2 separate regions of the Homo sapiens genome follow, and region 1 is linked to region 2. Evidence: chromatin loops called from intact Hi-C (ENCODE). Cell type or tissue: B cell. All regions are shown on one strand. Links, peaks and the distances in the headings refer to the core of each region. The heading gives the core; the rest is flanking DNA.

What was found. A loop is a pair of places that touch in the nucleus more often than their neighbours do. Peaks named below come from ENCODE experiments on the same cell type or tissue, not always from the same donor. Only the 100,000 strongest peaks of a DNase experiment are listed, where the experiment ranks them.
Region 1: it touches region 2 in a loop (9-fold over the local background); 3 of 110 quality-filtered maps call a loop at or near these places.

Annotation. Positions count from the first base shown.
Region 1 is chr5:98,881,529-98,884,340 of GRCh38, reverse strand. It overlaps CHD1 (chromodomain helicase DNA binding protein 1), which reads left to right. Exons shown (of 36, transcript NM_001270.4): 19 at 1,104-1,253; 20 at 2,218-2,366. Among named protein-coding and RNA genes, the nearest start is that of CHD1-DT, 46 kb to the left of the region's middle. In B cell, for the core only: no CTCF peak of the experiment used is centred there; no DNase peak of the experiment used is centred there.
Region 2 is chr5:97,007,972-97,010,783 of GRCh38, reverse strand. All of the region lies in intron 11 of LNPEP (leucyl and cystinyl aminopeptidase), which reads right to left. Among named protein-coding and RNA genes, the nearest start is that of LIX1-AS1, 64 kb to the left of the region's middle. In B cell, for the core only: no CTCF peak of the experiment used is centred there; a DNase peak (open chromatin) is centred at 1,153; H3K4me3 peaks cover 842 bases; H3K27ac peaks cover 2,500 bases.

The DNA.
Region 1 (2,812 bases), core at 282-2,781, 1.9 Mb before region 2:
GCACTTTGGGAGGCTGAGACGGGCGGATCATGAGGTCAGGAGATCGAGACCATTCTGGCTAACACAGTGAAACCCCATCTCTACTAAAAATACAAAAAAATTAGCTGGGCGTAGTGGCGGGCGCCTGTAGTCCCAGCTACTCGGGAGGCTGAAGCAGGAGAATGGTGTGAACCCGGGAGGCGGAGCTTGCAGTGAACCGAGATCGCGCCACTGCACTCCAGCCTGGGTGACAGAGCGAGACTCCGTCTCAAAAAAAAAAAAACAAAAAACAAAGAGTTAGAGACCAGCCTGGCCAACATGGTGAAACCGCATCTCTACTAAAAATACAAAAATTAGCTGGGTGTGGTAGTGCCTGCCTGTAATCCCAGCTACTCGGGAGGCTGAGGCAGGAGAATTGCTTGAACCTAGGAGGTGGAGGTTGCAGTGAGCCAAGATAAAAAGAGTGAGACTCTGTCAAAAAAAAAAAAAAAAAAAAAAAATATATATATATATATATATATATATATATATATATTTAGTCTCCAATCCCATCTAGGTTGCTGCAAATGCCATTATTTCATTCTTCTTTATGGCTGAGTAGTTTTCCACTGTGTATGTATACCACAGTTTATCTTCTTGTTGATTGATGGGCGTTTGGGCTGGTTCCACATTGTTGCAGTTGCAAATTGTGCTGCTGTAATCGTGTGTACAAGTATCTTTTTCATGTAATGACTTTTTTGCTCTGGGCAGATACTCAGTAGTGGGATTCCTGGGATCAAGTGGTAGTTCTACTTTTAGTTCCTTTAAGGAATTTCCACGCTGTTTTCCATAGAGTTCTTTTTTTGGTATATGCCTTTTATTTTTTAAGGAAATAAAATTTACAGTTAGAGTTGAAGTGTCATTCCTTTCCTATCCCGTTTTCTTTCTTTTTCACCAGAAGTAAACACTGTATTGAATTTGGTGTTAATAACATATATATTTGATTTTGGAGTCTTTTTGTTGATTGGTCTTGCTAGATGTTTATTAGTTTTAAAAACTGCCTTTCTGTTTAATTAGTACCATACTGCTTACGTTCAGAAAATCAATTGAAAAATTTTTCATTTTGATTATTCAATTTCTTACAGGATTTTTGCTTTTTGCTGTCCACAAGAGCTGGAGGTCTAGGGATTAATTTAGCCTCTGCTGACACTGTTGTTATATTTGATTCCGATTGGAATCCACAGAATGATCTTCAGGCACAGGCTAGAGCCCATCGAATTGGGCAAAAGAAACAGGTATTTTTAATTTTAATTTATATTATATTGCTGTTTTAGAATTCTTTTTTTTTTTTTGGAAGTGATTTCAGTTTATCCTCTAGAGGATAAGATCACTGTAACAGTCATACTACTGTTTAACCGATAGGATACTGAGGAGCTTGGTTTACCAAAATCACCTGGAGAGTCTGACAGAATTGAGATAACTATGCATATATAGGATCATGTATTCTGTTTTGATCCCGTATTCTAGTCGTAACTATAAAATGCAGTGTTTTTCATTTTATAATAAAAACTTTAAAACGTCTTTACTTGCTTATTTTAACTTGAAAGGGAGTTTGAGTAGCATATGCTACCTTTCTGTTAGTCTATATTTTGTCCATGTGCTTACAAGATTCTCCACATGTAAACGTGACCCCATTTTATAATTGTAACAACATACCCTTAAATGGTGGTACTGAACCTTTACCTAGAGAAATAGGGAAAATTTACTGCAGAATCTTTGACCTAGAGAAATAGGGAAAATTTACTACACCAATTCTTTTCAATTTTGGAGAGTTTGTTTTATGGTGGGTTTCTTATTAACTTGGGGAGTAGTTCATAGAATTTTGCATTATATAGAGTGATGAAACATTAGAATCAAGGCAACGAGTATAAGAAGGCTATCAGAAGTTTACATGCCCCCCCCCCATTTTCCCCAGCTAAATCATAACATAAAAATTACTGTCATTCCTTTAAAAAAAAATAAGCAAATGCAATCTCCTTATCAAAATATTAAGAAGGAAGGAAGGATATAGTTTCAAAATAGTCCCTTAAGTTGAGGAACTCTAGCTTTAAACATGTTTTTTAAATTTTCATTTTGCTTTTAACCAGTGAAAACTTCATATAGAATGAGCTTCAATTTGTGTGCCAGTGTTTAGGCACTTGAGGTTAGCAAAACAAATCCTTTATACTGCAATTTGTTTCCTCATGTGTATTTTTACAGGTGAATATTTATCGTCTAGTTACAAAGGGATCAGTTGAAGAAGATATTCTTGAAAGGGCGAAAAAGAAGATGGTTTTAGATCATCTTGTAATTCAAAGAATGGACACAACTGGGAAGACAGTACTACATACAGGTTCTGCCCCATCAAGGTGGTTACTTGATTATTAAAAAAATGTCATTTTAGAGTCAGTAAACTCATATTTTTGATATGTTACATCACTGTAGATCATTGAGGAAATGTATTCAGAGTTGTACTTTTTATATTTTGGAAGACTTTGGACTAATTTCTAGTTAGAAGACATACTTCAAATACCTGGTTTCATCGCTACAGATTTGTAATTTTAGGGGTAATCTCTTTCACTTCTATGCTTCAAGTTCCTTATTTTAAAATAAATATACTGCACTAGGCAACATAGTGAAACCCCACCTCTGCAAAAAATAAAAAACTTAGCTGGGCATGGTGACACACAACTGTAGTCCCAGCTACTCAGGAGGCTGAGGTGGGAGGATCAGTTGAGCCCGGGAGGCGGAGGTTGCAGTGAGCTAAGATTGTGCCAGTGCACTTCAGCCTGGGTGACAGAAGGAGACACTGTCT
Region 2 (2,812 bases), core at 87-2,586:
CATATGTTTTTAATTTACTATAGTCATCAACAGATTAACACTTCAATTTTCAGTCTATTGAGTAGCAAAAAAGAGTGAGCAACTGCAATATTAAATGGCAGAAGCCCAGATGAAGTAATCTAACAGTGATTTTTAAAAACCATTTGTCAATGAGCTACGAAAATCAACTACTGTTTTACAAAAAAACTAAAGTTCTGAAACTAAAAAACCCGTTTTTACTACAAAGTTACAAAATTTCCTGTACAGTTTGCTCCAGAGGGCTAGCATCATACATGCTATTGAACTTTATCACTCCTGTTCAAAAGCATTCCCTTCTCTAATACCCCTTTCTTTCTCCTTTATTAGGGGAAAAAAAGGCAAGAGCAGAGAATGGCACATGATAAATATTTTAATTACTATATGCCCTTCCTTCTTTCATCCTAATTACCTTTTCTTCCAATGACATATCTTTAACTTTCACAGCAGTATTTCTGATAGTGATATCCATTTGGAAACATGAATGTTTTGCATTAGATTTAATACGAAAATCTCCTATAGTTAAAGATCTTAGGTCTGAGTAAAATGTGGATAAGAAAGAGAGAGAGAGAGGGAGGAAGAAAGGGAAGAGGGAAACTTTAAAAAATATAATTCCTCAATATGTAAACTGGAAAAATGGCCCCATCAGCATTTCTTGTGCACAATAAATACTAATTGTTCAAAACTCATGTATGTGAGAAAAGGAGACAAATACATTGACCAAACATAACTCTTATATACAACTGAACTAATGAACTAACCCAACAACCCTTGAATTAGAACACATGAAAATATATTTAAAAAAAGAAAGAAAATATATTAAAGATTTAACCAACCATCAAGCATCAAAATAATACACTATACTAAAGTATTACAGCATAAAAGAAGCCTGAAGTCACCCTCTCTGCTACCTTTCTTTTGAGAATAGAAAAAATAAAAATGCAGTTAAATTAAGAGTAATTCTCACTGGAGCATTAGGAACCAAGAAGGCTCAGCTGTCCTCAGGGTCAAACGTAAGGACAGAAGTTTTCATGTGGACTCTCTAAACCCGAAATGGCAGGAATTAAAATAGCAGCAGCAGCAGCAAGGGAAATAACACAGTTGAGAAGAGGAAGTAACAGACACTACTTTCATCATGTATTGGCCCAGTTCCAGCTCTAGATTAAATCAATTATATTCTAGTGAATTTTGTATATTCCTCTTTACTAAGAAGAGGAAGAGAAAAAGAAAACATCATTTTATCAGGCTTTGCATGTTCTTTTCCTAGAAATTTTTATAGTGAGACTGGAGTCACTTCATTATGGACTAAAATTTACTAATTCATTAAGTTTTTGTGTGCCTACTAAGTGCTAAAAGTGATTTACAGTGATTCATATAGCCATGATCACTACCGTCAATGGGGGAAATACCTAATATGAGGATAGATATGAGTGAACAGTACTTACAGTATATTATGAGTGGAGAAGTAGAGAATGTTATTAAAAAACCTAAGTAGGGCATCTAAACTGTCTTCAGGGAAGGAAAGGTTTCCTGGAGCAAGCAATGGCTGAGCTAAGATCTGAAGAATAAACAGGAGTAGGCCGAGGGAGTGAGGAGGCAAGGGTGTTCCTTAAGGAGAGAAAATAGCATATGCAAAGACCTAAAGAGGCAGTATGGCATGTTTGAGTTGCTGATAGAATTTTTGTGCGGCAAAAGCACAGAATGCCAGGTAAGGGCCTAGAAGGCTAAAGCAGTAAAATATGAGCTAGTCTATGGGGTTAAACTCTCAAAAAGAGCTCAACAAGCTCAGAATAAACTCAGGTAAAGAGTAAAGAGGAGGGTGGGCACAGTGGCTCACGCTTGTAATCCCAGCACTTTGGGAGGCCGAGGTGGGCGGATCACGAGGTCAGGAGATCGAGACCATGGTGAAACCCCGTCTCTACTAAAAATATAAAAAATTAGCCGGGCATGGTGGCAGGCGCCTGTAGTCCCAGCTACTCAGGAGGCTGAGGCAGGAGAATGACGTGAACCCGGGAGGCGGAGCTTGCAGTGAGCTGAGATCGCGCCACTGCACTCTCACCTGGGCAACAGAGCGAGACTCTGTCTCAAAAAAAAAAAAAAAAAAAAGAGTAAAGAGGAGCCAGGTGCGGTGGCTCATGCCTGTAATCCCAACACTTTGGGAAGCCAAAGCAGGAGGATCACTTGAGGCCAGGGGTTTGAGACCAGCCTGGGCAACATAGTGAGGCCCTGTCTCTACAAAAAATACAAAAATTAAGCCAAGCATGGTGATACATGCCTGTGGTCCTAACTTCTTGGCAGGCTGAGGCAGGAGGATTGCTTGAACCCAGGGGTTTGAGGCTGCAGTGGGCTATGATATTGTCACTGCACTCCAGCCTGGGCAACAGAGCAAGACTCCAACTCAAAAAAAAAAAAAAAAAAAAAAAAAAAAAAACAAGAAAAAACAAACAAAAAAATCAACCAATGAAACAAAAAACAGATAATAAAAGCAGATTTCTTATTGCCCAATTATTTCTAATAGCACTGAAAATTAATATACTATCAGAAAGTTTGCAAAATTTCCTTATTAGTTTCTTGCAAATACTCCAGCCATGTTTTAGCTGTGCTTCAGGATATAGGGAGATGGGGTTATTTGTTCTCTCTTGGGTTAGAGACTATCCTTTTACGGCTCATTCAAAGTTAGAGTTTTGTTTACTCAAAGACAGTAGCAATTCCTTGTACTTCCAGCTATGCTATCAAAGATATGATGACATTACCAACTACCACTAGGATTTTAAATAATTAGATTGTTGCTGCTTTA